Regions from separate parts of the Mus musculus genome. Here all the other regions are linked to region 1. A link is a loop called in an ENCODE intact Hi-C map of the cell type or tissue named here. Cell type or tissue: heart. All regions are shown on one strand. Links, peaks and the distances in the headings refer to the core of each region. The heading gives the core; the rest is flanking DNA.

What was found. Hi-C counts contacts between places; a loop is a spot of excess contacts. Peaks named below come from ENCODE experiments on the same cell type or tissue, not always from the same donor. Only the 100,000 strongest peaks of a DNase experiment are listed, where the experiment ranks them.
Region 2: it touches region 1 in a loop (2.4-fold over the local background); 25 of 42 quality-filtered maps call a loop at or near these places.
Region 3: a loop joins it to region 1, with 2.1 times the contacts of the local background. A loop is called at or near these places in 10 of 42 quality-filtered maps.

Annotation. Positions count from the first base shown.
Region 1 is chr17:35,976,975-35,982,064 of GRCm38, reverse strand. It overlaps Prr3 (proline-rich polypeptide 3), which reads left to right and starts at 2,770. Exons shown (of 4, transcript NM_145487.4): 1 at 2,770-2,938; 2 at 3,622-3,684. The coding sequence starts at 2,827. Gnl1 (guanine nucleotide binding protein-like 1) reads right to left here and starts at 2,110. Exons shown (of 12, transcript NM_008136.2): 1 at 1,818-2,110; 2 at 1,283-1,448; 3 at 867-1,003; 4 at 607-758; 5 at 436-507. The coding sequence starts at 1,890. In heart, for the core only: a CTCF peak has its summit at 2,309; DNase peaks (open chromatin) are centred at 1,454 and 2,404; H3K4me3 peaks cover 2,500 bases; H3K27ac peaks cover 2,500 bases.
Region 2 is chr17:35,919,069-35,924,158 of GRCm38, reverse strand. It overlaps Ppp1r10 (protein phosphatase 1, regulatory subunit 10), which reads right to left. Exons shown (of 19, transcript NM_001163818.1): 2 at 734-851; 3 at 36-122. The coding sequence starts at 840. Among named protein-coding and RNA genes, the nearest start is that of Mir1894, 3.7 kb to the right of the region's middle. In heart, for the core only: a CTCF peak has its summit at 2,761 (motif pointing left); a DNase peak (open chromatin) is centred at 3,625; H3K4me3 peaks cover 260 bases; H3K27ac peaks cover 1,084 bases.
Region 3 is chr17:35,833,720-35,838,809 of GRCm38, reverse strand. It overlaps Tubb5 (tubulin, beta 5 class I), which reads left to right and starts at 509. Exons shown (of 4, transcript NM_011655.5): 1 at 509-813; 2 at 2,074-2,182; 3 at 2,537-2,647; 4 at 2,771-4,890. The coding sequence starts at 757. The coding sequence ends at 3,828. In heart, for the core only: a CTCF peak has its summit at 2,453; DNase peaks (open chromatin) are centred at 1,189, 1,649, 2,379, 3,059 and 1 weaker place; H3K4me3 peaks cover 2,500 bases; H3K27ac peaks cover 1,395 bases.

The DNA.
Region 1 (5,090 bases), core at 1,132-3,631:
CTTCATCCTCGGTGGCAGAGCAGAGCAAAACAAAAGGAAATGCAAATGGTGCCATTGCCTGAGGAACACCAAGGTTGACCTCTGTGGCTTCCCAATTCCAAGCATACCGTCTACAAGTGGGATGGCAAGCACCTGCAAATCAGAGCCTTTCACACACACCCACCAAAAGGTGTAAAAAGAGCTCTCTGGCCGGGCGTGGTGGCGCACGCCTTTAATCCCAGCACTCGGGAGGCAGAGGCAGGTGGATCTCCTTGTAGATCCTGGAACTCACTTTTGTAGACCAGTATGGACAGCCAGGGCTATACAGAGAAACCCTGTCTTGAAAGCCAACCAAACAAACAAACAAAGATCTCTCTGCCTTCCAATTCCTGCCTCAGAACACTCTCATACTAGAATCATCCCCTTTCCCCCTTGCAAACCTTTCAAAGTCCTCACCGGATGTCGGATGTCAGTAATGAGCAGGACGATGTCAGACATCTCTAACACCCGCCACAGCTGCCTCCATGTCTGAAAAGATCAGAAGAGAGACTGTCTTCAGTTTGGCTGCTGCCTGAACCAGGACACTAAGATCACAGTATGTCGACTCAGTAAACACGCCACCATCACCTCCAGATTGTGCTCAAAGTAGCTGAGTTTCTCTGAAGTGTATGCCCCGTGTATCTTCCCAAGGTATTCCTGGAAGCTCCGCTCCTCCTGGCTCATTAGCTGTTCCTTGGACATCTCATAACTCCAAGGAGGCCGCCGGGGAAAGTCCAGGACTGGGAAACAAGGAAAGAGACCGGATAAGCATGAGGACTTTTTCTGGACCCCTTCTCTGGCCAGCAAGTTCCCCAGGCTGATGGCATACACAAGTAGCCCCCACTCACCTGAGCCAGGCTGATACACTTCCCGGATATCCAACTCTAACACTTCAGCACTGACCGGCTGCAACACTTGCTCTCTGGCCGCTCTCTTTCTCCTCTCCACCTCCTCCCGGCTGTCCCGTTCAAAATGCAGCCGGTATCTAAGGGGAAAGGGACCACACATCTAGTGGAGTCCTGTGACAAACAATCTCCTCTTCTGACCACAAAACTGCAAAGGTTCCTCTCCTGGTTGTTCAAGTCTCCTCTAAACAAACTCTTGACAGTCCCCATTGGAAGGCAAGAAAGATTGTGGCCCATCCAGGGAGAACCACCTTCCTTGGCTTCCAGCCTCACTAGTTCCACTTTCAATCCTTCATCGGAAGCTTTTCCTAAGGGTGAGGGCGGGGAAACTGCGGCCAGCGCCCTTCTCCTTGGCTTACCGGTTGGGGTCGTAGCCTCTGGGCCCCAGGCCCTGGGAAGGTTGCTGGTTGAGCCTGCGGATATGATGGGTCACGGATTCCCCATCCGACGTGTCCGTCTGCTCCTCCCGCCGCTCCCGGCTACCGCTGCGGCTGTTGGAACTGGAGCGCAGCCCATCTTGGAGCCCTGAGGGGAGGGGCCGGTGACGCCGGTGTAGACCGGTTCTTAGGGGACCTAAAGCCCCCCGAGCCGGTAGGACAAGCTCTTCTTCAGCCGACCCAACTTCTCCAGAGGCTCCATCTTCCCAACCGCGCGCCCCAACCCCGTCCCGGATGGGCCTGGAGGTCGTCACAGCGCCCTGTGGCAGCAGCAGCAGAAGCAGAAGCAGAGTTTCCCATCCCCCACCCTCCACCCCTCCCCGTCCCGCCGCTGCGGGAAACCCCCACCGTGGCAGCCCACGCGGGATCGCGAGAGCCCACCCACCCACCCCCCGCCCGCGGTGCCGCGGCACAGCCCTCCTCCAGAGCTGCGCAGCGGCCCCGCCCCCTCCCTGACCTCGCTTCCGCTCCCGCTTGTCCTGCAGCTGCTTCTTCTTCTGCTTCACGCTGAAGGGCTTCTTCCTCGGCATGGCCCCGGAGCCCCGGCCCGCCCTCCGCCGAGCTCCCCGCCGCCGCAACTGACTCCCCGGGGCAGCCCCCGCCGGCGGCCCGGGGCCCTGGGGAGGCGGGGCCGCGGTGACGTCAGCAGCGAGCGGCGGGGAGCGGGGAGCGGGGCGGCGGGGATGCAAGCGGCGGCACGTGAGAGTCCGCGGGTCCGGGATGCACGGTGCGGCGAGCGGGAGACGCGCGTGGGAGGCCCGAGCCGACTCCGTCACGGGCGCTACCAAGTGGCAGTCGCGGGAGGGGGGACGCGTGTCACCGCCGCCCGGCGCTCCCGGGAGCTGCCACTCACCTGGCGGGGGCCGGGCGACGGGGCGAGGACACGCCCCACCGCGCGGCCGCCTGGAGAGGATGGCCCCTGGCGGGAGAGCCGGGACTGCGCTGGCTGCCCGGTGGACTGGCTGCCCCGTGGACTGGCCTGCGGCAACAGGACTCGGTAAGGAGATTGCGGAAGAGGCAGGTTCACTGGCCACACGTGCGAGCGCGGGTGAGGAGGAAAAGCGAGCGGGACAAGGACTTTTGGAGAGAGGTCAGAGAGCACGGAGTTGTGGCTGTAGTTGTTGCCATGGTAACTGGGGCCCGGATGTGGCGACCTTAGGATGCGACAGGCCTCTCGCGTGCCGCCAGAGTCCCGAAGCCTGTCCGGTGTCTCACTGGAATGGGGTGGTGCTTTCCCACGTGGAGAGGAACTGCACAAGGGGGAGCAAAGCTTCCCCACGCGCGCGGCGGGGTGAGCGAGGCACCTTGTAGGAGCGAACGGCCGCGGCACATCCACGACCTCCCGGAAGTGGCATGGTGGGCGCCTCGGTCACCCGGCCCATCGCCCACCCGGAAGCGGAAGGAAAGCTAGTGTGCCCCTTCCTCACTGCCCTCCAAATCTTGCTGCAGCCATTGCCGCAGCCGCTATGCCGAAACGAAAGAAGCAGGACCAGCCGCCGCCGCTGCCGCAGCAGCAGCAACATCTCGCACTGTCTGAGCGGGACGAGCCTGGAGATGAGGAGGATGAGCGCCCCATGGGTGAGGGGCAGGGCGTGCACACGCCTGTCAGCCGGCCAGGGGGCTAGGATAGAATGAAATGCGGGGGAGGAGGTGCCAACGGAAGGAGGAAGGGCGCACGCGTGGAGGTGGGGTGGGACGTGGTGGGGGAGGGATGCTGGTGGAACCTGGATTGAGGGCTTCGCTTGCTTGAACCCTCAACCTCAATCTGGCTCCTAATCCTTTCTGGAGAAGGCAGGGGAGGTGGCGGCTCGGCTAAACATCTGGCTTGCGCAACCGCAGAATGGCGGGGGGAGAGGGGTGGCAGCGATGTTACAGATTGTGATGATCGGGAAGACAATTTGTGACCACACTTCCACTGGTTAGGTCAACCTTCTGTGAACTACTCCCCCGAGGGAAGGAGAGGAGAAAAAAACTATGATGGGCCAACAGTTAAGGTGAGGGATTGGGGTACGTGGAATCACTGGCATGTTGTGGATGCAGCACTGTGAGGAAAGAGCTGTTAGAGACCTCTGTTACCCTCTGATGGACTCTCAAACAACTCTGCAGAGGGACGGGCAGATGGACGGGGTGAGAGTTTGCGGCACTGCTGAGTGGATATATGACTTACCTGGTTAAAAACTGAGTGTTATAAGACCACGTAAGGACGAGGTGATCAGTCCTTTGCACCGTTCTGATGGCTGTTTTCTCACGTCTGCTCTTAGGACCACCCAGCCTTCTGGGCCCTCCCCCCATGGCTAACGGGAAGCCTGGTGATCCCAAGTCAGGTGAGGAGAAATTGGGCCCTGATTCATGTTTTAAGCCCTGGAGAAGGGATGGACCCCTAAAGACTTAAACAAAAGCCCAGGGATTGTGTGTACCTAAATGAGGGATCATATATTAACCGTTTGGAAATACGGTGTTGTCAAAATGTTACTTTCCTTCCAGATTAACTCCTAGGTCTGTCTTTATTTGTGTGTAGAAATAAATGTTCTCCATTATAGAGGCTCTAAATGGGACACTACCAAGACCAAAGTGAGAGGGCATAGCAAGATTTAGTGAAAAGCTGCAGTAGCTATGACATTGTGGTTTTCACAGAATGTCAACATAAGTTCTTAACATGTGGAAGGATCAGGAGTTCCTGGCCAGCCTCTCCTGCAATAGCAAATTTGAGACCGGCTAGCCTAGGCTACATGAGACCCTATCTGAGTGCAATCGGAGGCCTGTAGATATATGAACACAGAATTCTGTGTAAAGATGAAATCAACGAAGTGGTTCTGTCAGTAAACAAAGTTGTCTCAATTGGACTTTTTTTGTGTGTAAAACTATGAACTTTGACTTTGTAATAGTCGTACCAAATAAAAACACCAATTCTAAGCAGATTGTAAAATAAACATTCTTATAAAAAGTTAACCATGTCTCATGGTCTTAGAGTAGGTAAGCGTTTGTAAACAGCACACAGACCAGGCATACTGGCAGCAGGAAAGCTCAGAGTTCAGTGTTACCCTGGCCTATATAAGACACTGTCTATAAAATTTAAAAGTAGCCAGGCTGTGGTGGTGCACGTCTTTGATCCCAGCACTTGGGAGGCAGAGGCAGGCGAATTTCTGAGTTCAAGGCCAGCCTAGTCCGGGCTATACAGAGAAACCCTGTCTTGAAAAAAAAACAAACAAAACAAAATCTAAAAGTAAAATGAGGAAGAACAGGAGGAGTGGTACTGTGGGAGGTGGTCCAGTTGATGAAGTATTTACTTCAAAAGCATGAAGTCCTGATTTCAGATCTTAGCAACCATGTAAAAAGCAAAAACCTGGGCCCAACAGTGATAAGGCAGAGGTAGACAGACTCTAGGACTTGCTGGCTAGCAAGTGTAGTTGAATCAGAGTGTTCCAGGTTCAGTGAGACCTTTCAGCCCCTGGCACACACAGACAAAAAGCACACACACATATGTTAATCATAAAGGAAGTATTTATGAATGAACTAAATCAATAACACAGACTTATACTAATCAGATAACACTGCTAACTAGATAGACATGGAACCACATAACTACTATGTATAGTATGGAGCTTTGTTACAAAACTAAAAATAAGCCAAGCCTGGTAGCACATGTCTACAATTTTGAAGGGTGAGGCAGGAGAACTTTTGCGCTATGAAGCTAGCATGGGCTACATAGAGACCCTATTTAACAAATTAA
Region 2 (5,090 bases), core at 1,503-4,002, 58 kb after region 1:
ACAGCCTCCAGTCCAGTCACCCGCACTGCACTTACTTGACGAGCACTTCTGGAGCGCGGGTCTGCAGGATTATGTTCAAGTACGTGCACCGACTCACCATCTTTCGTGCCTCCTTCATTAGACTAGGAGAGGAGCAGATAGATAATCTGCTTTGAGTATTACTAGTATTCACATCTCAGAGTCAGGGTCTTATTAGCCCAGGCTAGCCTCCCCTCCTGAGAGCTAGGATGACAGGCACAGAGAGGGCGCCATGCCAGCTAATCTCCTACAGCATAAGACTCTAATCTTAGGAGTCCTGGAGTCCCTGATGACATTCTTTGCTCCAAGATGTAGACACCAGATTTCTAGAATTATGGAATGAATCTAGAGTCATATAAAAACCCAGGGGAGGATAGCAGGTACCCGAGCCACCTGGGAGAGCAGCCTTCCTGTGTCAACACACAGAAACAACTGCCTCCAGGAGGAGTCAGGGTTCACACATTTCCCTTTATAATCTAAGACTGCTTTTCTCTGGAAAAGTTTAAGGATCTCGGAAGGAAATGACATGGCCCAAAACCAAGCCAAGGATTCTGTCCTATGCTCCCCTGATAGCACCCCAAGACACTCGGGGTTATGGACCAAACCCCCAGCTTCCATCATGGCCAGCAGCCAAGAGATCACTGCTCTCTCATTCCAACTGCAGTGCATGAGGCCTCCTCTACTGATGTGGAACCTAAGAAGGGCACAGACTCACCTGAAGATCTTGGAAATTCCATCCACACTCTTCACTTCTCCGTCCCGGGTAAGGAAGCTATCCAGGCCCTTGAGCAGTTCTTTGGGGTCTATGGGACCTGAACCCATGATGGTGGCTTCTGAGGTAAAAGAACAACAAAACAAACCAGGATAAATGGATGGCAAGGAAAGGCCCCCACTAACTTACCCCTCTAATAAATCCCATCAGCACATTTAAGACTCAGTGACTCATGTGTGTTCATGTGTACTATTTTCTAGGTAAGAAACATCAGATCTGTGCTCACAAAATAGCCTTGACAACTTAAGAGTGGGGCTAATGAAGACCCATGCAAGCTGCTCACTTCTTCATACTTCTAAGAAGGTCCTGTCCCCAGTTAGCTGCTGGTAATTTGATGAGGTGAGCAGCTGTAGCTTCCTAAGATAACTAAGACGACCCTAGGTATCTGGGTAAAAAACTTAACAATCAATCATTCTCTCTCCAGAAATCAATTCCCTTTATCTTGGCTGCTTAAGAGTCATAATCACAGGTGGGAGAAGTCAGCTCAAGTGGTGGATGAGAAAACAGCGGGGTCCTGAGCAGAGCCCTTCCCCGGGGAGCCAAGAGAAGCTCTTGGACTGAAGAAAGGCAGGAGGCTCTCATGGGCCCTGAATAAGGCTACTCACTGGCCAAACACCAAACAAGTGTTTATTGTTCCAAAGTTCAAGAGAAACTTGGCTTGTGGTTTCAGAAGCAAAGATGCAAACCTGACCCTTTCCTGCCCTCAAGACTCACCACTCTCCAAGACTCCCAAGACAAGCCCCAAATTGAGAACCAGAAACTAGGAACCAAAAGTAATGAAGGTGAAGACGGGGGAAGTGAGACACCACTTCAAACCAGGCTGGGACAGGAGTGAGTTAAACACTACACTCCTTCCATGAATAAGAAGCCACTCTACAGTTACAGAGAGAGAATTCGAGCTGCCATGGTTCTGACTGGGGGTTTTAAGTCATACTTCTATCAGCACTCGCTTCTGGGAAACAAAAGTACAGGCCTCCTCAGCAGCTGAGATGGCCAGGCCCAAAGGGACAGGAAAAAGGTGAGAGCCCTCTGCATCCTGCACCTCACAGAAACAAGGCAGTCCCAAGGGTGAAAAGTCTTAAACAAAAATCATTGTATTTCCTACAGATAAGATTCTTACAATATAAATCAGTTTCCCCCCCCCCCCAGACAAACCAGAAAAGTAAGATGTGAAAAAAAGAACTGTTTTCCTGGCTTAGACATGTTTAACCTGGGTAAAGAGGCTGTTAGACAAGAGTGATTCTCCAGATAAAACAAGATAAAAATTTAAAGAGTTTAAAACAAACAAACAAAAAGTCAGCTTTAAATGTGGACTTCCTAATAACTCAGGGCAGCAGCAAGAGCAGCAAGTAGGAGGTGTTGACGAAGGAGGGTGGCAGCAGTCTCTAGAATAGAGACTGCTGCCTGTGGGCTCAACGGGGAGACGCAGGCAAGTGCTGAACACTGAGCAAAACTTGTTAACCTGCTGTCGCCCAATACCCTGAAACCTGAGGTCAGAGGAGAAAAACATTCAACAGTGGAAATGTTTACTAGTTAAGGGGGCAAATCCACTCATGTGTGGCCATCTGTACACTGAGAGAGGAATTCTTCCTGTGTCCTCAGTGATCTGCAGAAGCCCCAGGTATATAACAGATCTGTTAGACTGGCAAAGGGATGAATGGGCCCAAGGTAAAAATACATATATCCAAGCTAGAGTAGAGTTTTAAAGTGTTTTATACTCACATAAATCTAACAGAACCCCAAATAAATATGTATGAAATTTGACAAGTCTTGAATTAAACATTACTTCATCCCTCTGACACAGCTGACTGAAATCCAGAGCTAAGTAAATATATTTCCTTTGTGCCTCTACCTATGAACTAATAGGCCTGACTCTAATGTCCCCCCCATTCAATAGGCAGACAAGGCAGGGGACAGCCTTTAGAGAAACTGTTACCATTGTACAAAGCTGAGCCATGTCTAGTGCCCTCTGCTGGAAATGGGGCCTTGGTACTTTAAAATTCCCGCTTATATAAACAATAAAAAGGCACAATAGCCAAGGAAGCTGGGGACAAAACAGGAATGTTAAGATGCTGTTTCCCACTGTTATGTACACTGGGCAGGATGGCTGAACTTGTCTCCTCACAGTAAAATGTGAATGTTCTCAGTGCCTTTTCTTCAGTATTATTTACTCCTTATAAGGGACCCCAGGTCCTTACAACCTAGGTCTCTTATTTTCACAGGCAAACTGTAAGGTCTTCCAGTGGGAACAAAGAATCCATCATGCTTGGAGCAGGTCTGTGGTGAAGGCCCAATAATGCTGTGACCATAGTGGGCAGGGATAGCGCTCAAGTATTCCCCGCTCCTGCTCTGGAGTTACAAGTTGAGGAAACTTGCTGTAACCATAAAGAACTCAGGTCATGTTTTCTTTTTCTTTTTCTTTTTTTATGTTAGCCAGCTGCTAATCTCCATGAAGGGCACAGACAAACGGAGACAAGGGAACATCTCCTGTGATGGACGTACCTCCACCTTCTAAGTGCTGGGGAATGTTCTACACTTCTTACTAAAGATCCTAAATTCCTATCCAACTTCAAAGTGAATTTGAGTTGAGGGTTACTTGGTTTAAAATGGTGGGAAACCATCAATCCTGGCTAGTCACTAAACATCTACCACAACTGCATCCTGAAGCTGTTCAGAAAACAAGGTCCATGCAAGCCAGGCTACTTTTTAAAAAAGTCTTCTAACAAGAGGGAAAAGAAGCGCCAGCTCTTCTTTGTTCTGCCCTGGGCTGTCTTCCCTCAGTGTCTCAAGAGCTTCCTGTTATGACAGTGAGTGGACTGTCTCAAGTGGGTCACCTTGCATGGTGAGGCCCTGTGCTTCCCTCACCTTTATTTTGAAAATCTTTTAAACTTCTTAAAGTATTTGGCTTTCAATAAAGACACAAAATTACATCCACCACCCTGGCCCTAGAATTCTGGCCACTGTAAGACTCAGGTTCTCCAAGGTTCCCTAGAAATAGAGAGCCTTGCATTTTTCACCTCCCACCTAAGGCCTTTTTACTAATCCCTGCTCACTAGACATCAGGACCCAGTGGTGGACTATTCAGATCCCAAGGTAGGTGCACTGCAGAGGCACCTGGCAAACTGCTTAAAAGATAAAAAAGACGTGTGGTAAATAGACATGTGGAAGAGGCCCTCCCATTCAATCAGAAGTCCAAGCAATAATGAGAATCCACACCCAGCAGAAAATGAGCCCTGCTGTACCCAAGTCACGGTAGGACAGCAGGACAAAAGGCTTATAAACTCTGTCTAGAAACTCCACCCAGGACTTAAAATAAAAAATGAAAAGTATATGAAGAAACTGTCAAAGACTTGACTTTGAAAAAGCTGGGGAAAGAGATAAAGAACCAGACACCCAATACTGCCCTGGAGGGCGTGGCTCGCAACATGCACGGCAGCCCCAGCACTCAGCAGGGAGGAAAAGAGGACATTCCTTTCCTCGATGCTTTAACAGAATTTCTTTTTAGGAAGGAAGGAAAAAAGAAATTCGAAAAGGTGGCTCTTTGGGAAAAAGAAAGGTTGTGAAATGTAATACCAGAAATGTTTTGCTTACCAGAAACCGTAGCTTGACTCCCCCTGCCTCGAGTTTAAACTGCAGCCTCCTTTCCTAAAGATTCACTTCTCATCCTAGTGCCAACATACAGGAACTAAGCAACTGCAGGTGATGGCACTGAGCACAAAGAGTTTATCCCCAAACTGAGAGGTGAGAATAAGGATGGTTTACAAGAAAGTCCTACCAGTACCCACCCTTTCCCCAGACTGTTACAAAGCAACCAATACCCAGGTAGTGTAAGGACCCTTCCTGAACAGCATGGCACACTGCAGTTCCCTCAGGCCCTGCGTCTTGCCCAAGTCTCTCTAAAGCAGTCGGGGTTGAGCTTTTTTCCACCCCTGTCCACTGAAGCACGGAATAGGTCCAAGCAGTTGTGATGAGTGGAAGGTGAAACCAAGGCAATGGGCTGACTTTTAACACAAAACCTAGAGCTACATACACAAGGACCTGGACAGCCTCCATCCCTAGTGCTCATTAAGCTTTTATCCCTGGAAGATTTATCATATAAGATAAAAGAAACAAGAAAAAAAAAAAAAAAAAAAAAAACCCAAAACGTATTCTCCCCAACAGCAATCTGCAAAGGGAGAGAAGACAGCTGCTTGGGGGCGGAGTCTTCAGAGGAAGCAAGCTGATTACATCACCTTTCACGGTGGCTCCACCCCCTTGACCAAGCGTCTAGGGAAGCCCTAAGCTGACTGGCAAAGGAGAA
Region 3 (5,090 bases), core at 1,097-3,596, 140 kb after region 1:
AGGGAGCTGTGCCTTACTGAAATTCCTGTCTTGGGATCACAAAGAACTAGATACTGTGTATCAGGGAAGGACAACATAGTTCTCAGGATTTTCCGCTGAGCTATGCAGTCTGGCTTTTCTAGACCTACTGCGGTGGGCAGCTGGCAGGGCGTGTCCAACACACCTTCCAACTCTGGCACCTCAGATCTCCTAATTACTACATTTCTCCAAACCTCTTTTAGTACAAAATCCTCTCTCAGAATAGAAAATAGGAATCTCGTGTGAGGACATTTTTCATGAAAAAATAAAATCACACACACACAAGATAACCCCAATTCCTCATACAGTACCCACCCATTCCTAACTTCTTTTTGCAGCGTGGACAACAATAGAGAACTACAACTCCCAAAAAAGACTGCGCTCGCCACTGGCTCAGAAACCAATGGCCGCCTGGCACGTGATCGGTTGGTCTAATCAGCGACTGGTTGGGTAGGCTTTGTCTAAGACCCGGGGCGCCCGCCTATCTCCCGCCCCCGGCCGCGCGAACGCGAGCCCCGCCCTGCGCGCCTTCCCTCCTGCGCTCGCCGGCCTCTTCTGCCTCTTAGAACCTTCCTGCGGTCGTGCTTGCATCTCGCTGCTGCAGCCTCCCGGGCTCCGGTCCATCCTTTCAGTCTGAGACCGGCCCAGAAGAAAAAAACCCCAAAAACCTTAATTTTCTTTCTTGTTCGGTACCTACATTGGAACCATCAAAAACAATTATTTCAGTAAACCGTAGCCATGAGGGAAATCGTGCACATCCAGGCCGGACAGTGTGGCAACCAGATCGGTGCTAAGGTAAGGACTTTAAAATTTTAGCTGAAATATGTAAAGATGAGAATTCTGTGTTAATTGTGAGCATTGTTCACGGAGTTCTTGCATTCTCCACCCGTCAGATTTGGCCCCTCAAAGTTTTTCACGTATAAATATAACCCATATTTGTAGCTAGCGTTCTGATATTGAAAAATGAGGAAATGTTTTTCTTGGCACATTTTCGGAAAGCTAATAAAAGAGCCTTTCGAGTTTAGGGAAAAGGAGAGGCTGAGGGACTGTGAAGAGCTGGTCTTAAAAGGGGTTTTCTAACGGTTCGAGGACTGGAGGGATGCGGAAACGATCCGAGACAAAGCCGAGGCGAGGTTTTCCCCTTGCGCCACCCCCACCCAGCCTGGAGGGCTCTACTGGAACAGAATGGAGGGGGGAAGGGGCGAGGTTTGGCGGGCAGCTGCAGAGGTGCCCGGTGCGCATTACCTCTCAACAAAGGCTTGGACACTCCATCGAACCCGCCATCCCAATGCTTTTTTTAGGTAATGACTCTGTATAGGGGCCTACTTTTACTTTTCATTGCCCTTTAGGGTGTGAGCGGTATGAAAGTGAGCTTTTCAAATATGTGAGACTGTCTGGGAGACTAAGGAGAGGGAAGGAAGGGAATAAAGATAGGCAATGGGGCTTTTTAAAGATTTTTCCCCCTTTTTTGCTAGCAATTAACAATGTAGCGGGGGAGGGGAGGGAGGAAGTGCGGCCGCTAAATTGTAGCCGAAGGGTGGGACCCTTTGGGGGCGGGGTTGGAGCCCCTGGCGCGCAGGGACAATGCGGCCCCTACCCGCGGGGGCGCACTGGCCCCGCCCCTCGAGCTAGGCCCCGCCCGCGCTGCTCCCGCCTTTGTGGTTTGCTGGAGGAGCGGCCCGCCACCGCAGTCACGTGGAGCACGTAAGGGGTGGGCGACTGCAGTGGCCGCACCTTTCTCCCCCAACTCTTTTGTGCTGGCCTGGAAGGGCGGTTCCTGGCTTCAGGAGCCAACCTGGGTGCAAAGCCAAATAGGTGGGCTCCAATCCGCCCACATAGAGGTTTATAGCGCCTGACCCACCCATCACCGGTCCTATGCCGAAAGGTTTTAGCCTTCCATCGCGTAGGTTCCTCCATGGGACTTCCGCAAGCAGATAACGGAATTGCAGTGTCTTCACCTCAGCCTCGTTTCAGCGTGTCTGGAATTGAAATGAGGGGCGGGAGGCATGCCTTAGGACTTGAGACATTGAGGCCTCGTTGCTCTTCCCTGTGCAGTTCTGGGAGGTGATAAGCGATGAACATGGCATCGACCCCACCGGTACCTACCACGGTGACAGCGACCTGCAGCTGGACCGAATCTCTGTGTACTATAATGAAGCCACAGGTGAGGGCAGAAATCCCCACTTAACATTTATTCCCTGTCCCCTGTATTGGACAGTGAGCCCAGATGAATGCATCACTGGCTGCCCTGGAACTCCCATAGATCGTCTACCTCTCAAGTGCTGGGTTTAAGGAGAGCATCACCACGCCCTGTTTTTCCACACTTCTAAGTATCTATTACCCCTCTGCATGGTTCCCATTTTTTTTTCCCTAGACTCACACCCTAAGGGACTAAAGATTAGCTCTACTGCCACCAGGTGGTAGTGCCTGGAATGACAACTTTAGTGCTTTGTGGCTGATCTCCCACCCAGAGGTAATGCATTGCTGATCCGTCAAACATTGACTTGAATTCCTGCAGGTGGCAAGTATGTCCCTCGAGCTATCTTGGTGGATCTAGAACCTGGGACTATGGACTCCGTTCGCTCAGGTCCTTTTGGCCAGATCTTCAGACCAGACAACTTCGTTTTCGGTGAGTTAGGTGGAATCGATTTCTATTTGCTCAACTGAATTATTCCAGTCGTTGAAAGATTAAGAAGTATTTGTGTTTCTCTCATATCTTAGTGATTAAACCTTTTCCCTTACTGCATTCCAGGTCAGTCTGGGGCAGGCAACAACTGGGCTAAAGGCCACTACACAGAGGGAGCTGAGTTGGTTGACTCTGTCTTGGATGTGGTGCGGAAGGAGGCGGAGAGCTGTGATTGCCTGCAAGGCTTTCAGCTGACCCACTCACTGGGTGGAGGCACTGGCTCTGGCATGGGCACCCTGCTCATCAGCAAGATCCGGGAAGAATATCCTGACCGTATCATGAATACCTTCAGTGTGGTGCCCTCGCCCAAAGTGTCTGATACCGTGGTCGAGCCCTACAATGCCACCCTGTCTGTCCATCAGTTGGTTGAGAACACGGATGAGACCTACTGCATCGACAACGAGGCCCTCTACGACATCTGCTTCCGTACCCTCAAGCTCACCACGCCAACCTACGGAGACCTGAACCATCTCGTCTCGGCCACCATGAGCGGCGTCACCACCTGCCTCCGTTTCCCGGGCCAGCTTAATGCTGACCTTCGAAAGCTGGCTGTCAACATGGTGCCATTCCCACGTCTCCACTTCTTCATGCCTGGCTTTGCCCCTCTCACCAGCCGTGGAAGCCAGCAGTACCGGGCCCTCACTGTGCCTGAACTTACCCAGCAGGTCTTCGATGCCAAGAACATGATGGCCGCCTGCGACCCGCGCCACGGCCGGTACCTCACAGTTGCCGCCGTCTTCCGTGGACGGATGTCCATGAAGGAGGTGGATGAGCAGATGCTCAACGTGCAGAACAAGAATAGCAGCTACTTCGTGGAATGGATCCCCAACAATGTCAAGACAGCTGTCTGTGACATCCCACCGCGTGGCCTCAAGATGGCAGTCACCTTCATTGGAAACAGCACAGCCATCCAGGAGCTCTTCAAGCGCATCTCTGAGCAGTTTACGGCTATGTTCCGCCGGAAGGCTTTCCTCCACTGGTATACGGGTGAGGGCATGGACGAGATGGAGTTCACCGAAGCTGAGAGCAACATGAACGACCTCGTCTCTGAGTACCAGCAGTACCAGGATGCCACCGCGGAAGAGGAAGAGGATTTCGGAGAGGAGGCAGAAGAGGAGGCCTAAGGCAGAGAGCCCTGCATCAGCTCAGGCTGCTTAGATCCCTCAGCTTTCTCCAACTGCCCTTTGTCCTCCAGTTTCTTTCTGCTGCCTCTGTCTTGTATTTGTTTTGTTCTGTTTTCTCATTGGGGGTAAATGGTGCCTGGCACATGGCAGGCACTCAATAAATATTTGTTTGTGGAATGTCTCCTTTCTCTTTCCACTCTGACAAACTTAGATTTCTGACATTCTGGTTGTTACCCTGTGCTTCCTACTGGTATCTTTTTTTTTTTTTTTTTTTTTTTTTTGGTTTTTCCAGACAGGGTTTCTCTGTATATATAGCCCAGGCTGTCCTGGAACTCAGAAATCCGCCTGCCTCTGCCTCCCAAGTGTTGGGATTAAAGGCGTGTGCCACTATCACCCAACAAGTATCCATTTTTTTAAATTATTATTTGACTGTCCAGTTAATATTCCAGAATATTCTCCAGAAACCTGAGGTCTGCTCCAGATCCTGTGTAGAACCCAGCCCAATTCTAAGAACTCGGATAGTAACCATCATCTTAAAGCAAAGTAGTGGATCAGGGATGCTAGGTAGAGACCACCAGGAAGAGAAGGGGGTGGGGTTTTCCAGTCAGGGCCATTTAGAATCCACCTATGCTTTCAGTCAGCAGGGCTTTGTTTTGTTTTTCTCCTGCCTCATCTCTCAGCCTCAGGAGAGGTATTAACAGTATTATCTCCATTTATATCCTCCCAGCTGTCCTGAGCCAAATCTGCCATTGGAAGTGTCTTCCCTGTATTGGTTCTCCTTTCTCGGAGAGATGGGGGTTGGGGGTGCGGCAAGGTCTTGGTCTTGGTCTCTGAACACTCCCAATTCCCGCTGAAACTCCACACTTGGGAAAGTATGTTTCCACCTGGGTCTTTCAGACACTGCCCAGATGGGCTGTCACCACCTCTGCCCCATGCTCCTCCTGCCCTTGGCTTGGTCATTTCCTACCTTTCTATTTCGTGTTGTACCTGCTTTTTTTTTTTTTTTCATATTGAAAAGTTGACATCGCCCCAGAGCCAAAAATAAATGGGAATTGGAAAAAGGCTGTGAGGCTGTGTGCTCATTCAGGGGTAGTTAAAGCTGCTGGTGGAGGAACCGGTCCCAGGTTGAATTATACTGTTCCCAAGTGTCTTAGTCAGGATTTTACCTATTACTGCACAAGCATCATGACCAAGATGCAGCTGGGGAGGAAAGGGTTTATTCAGCTTACATTTCCACACTGCTGTTCATCACCAAAGAAAGT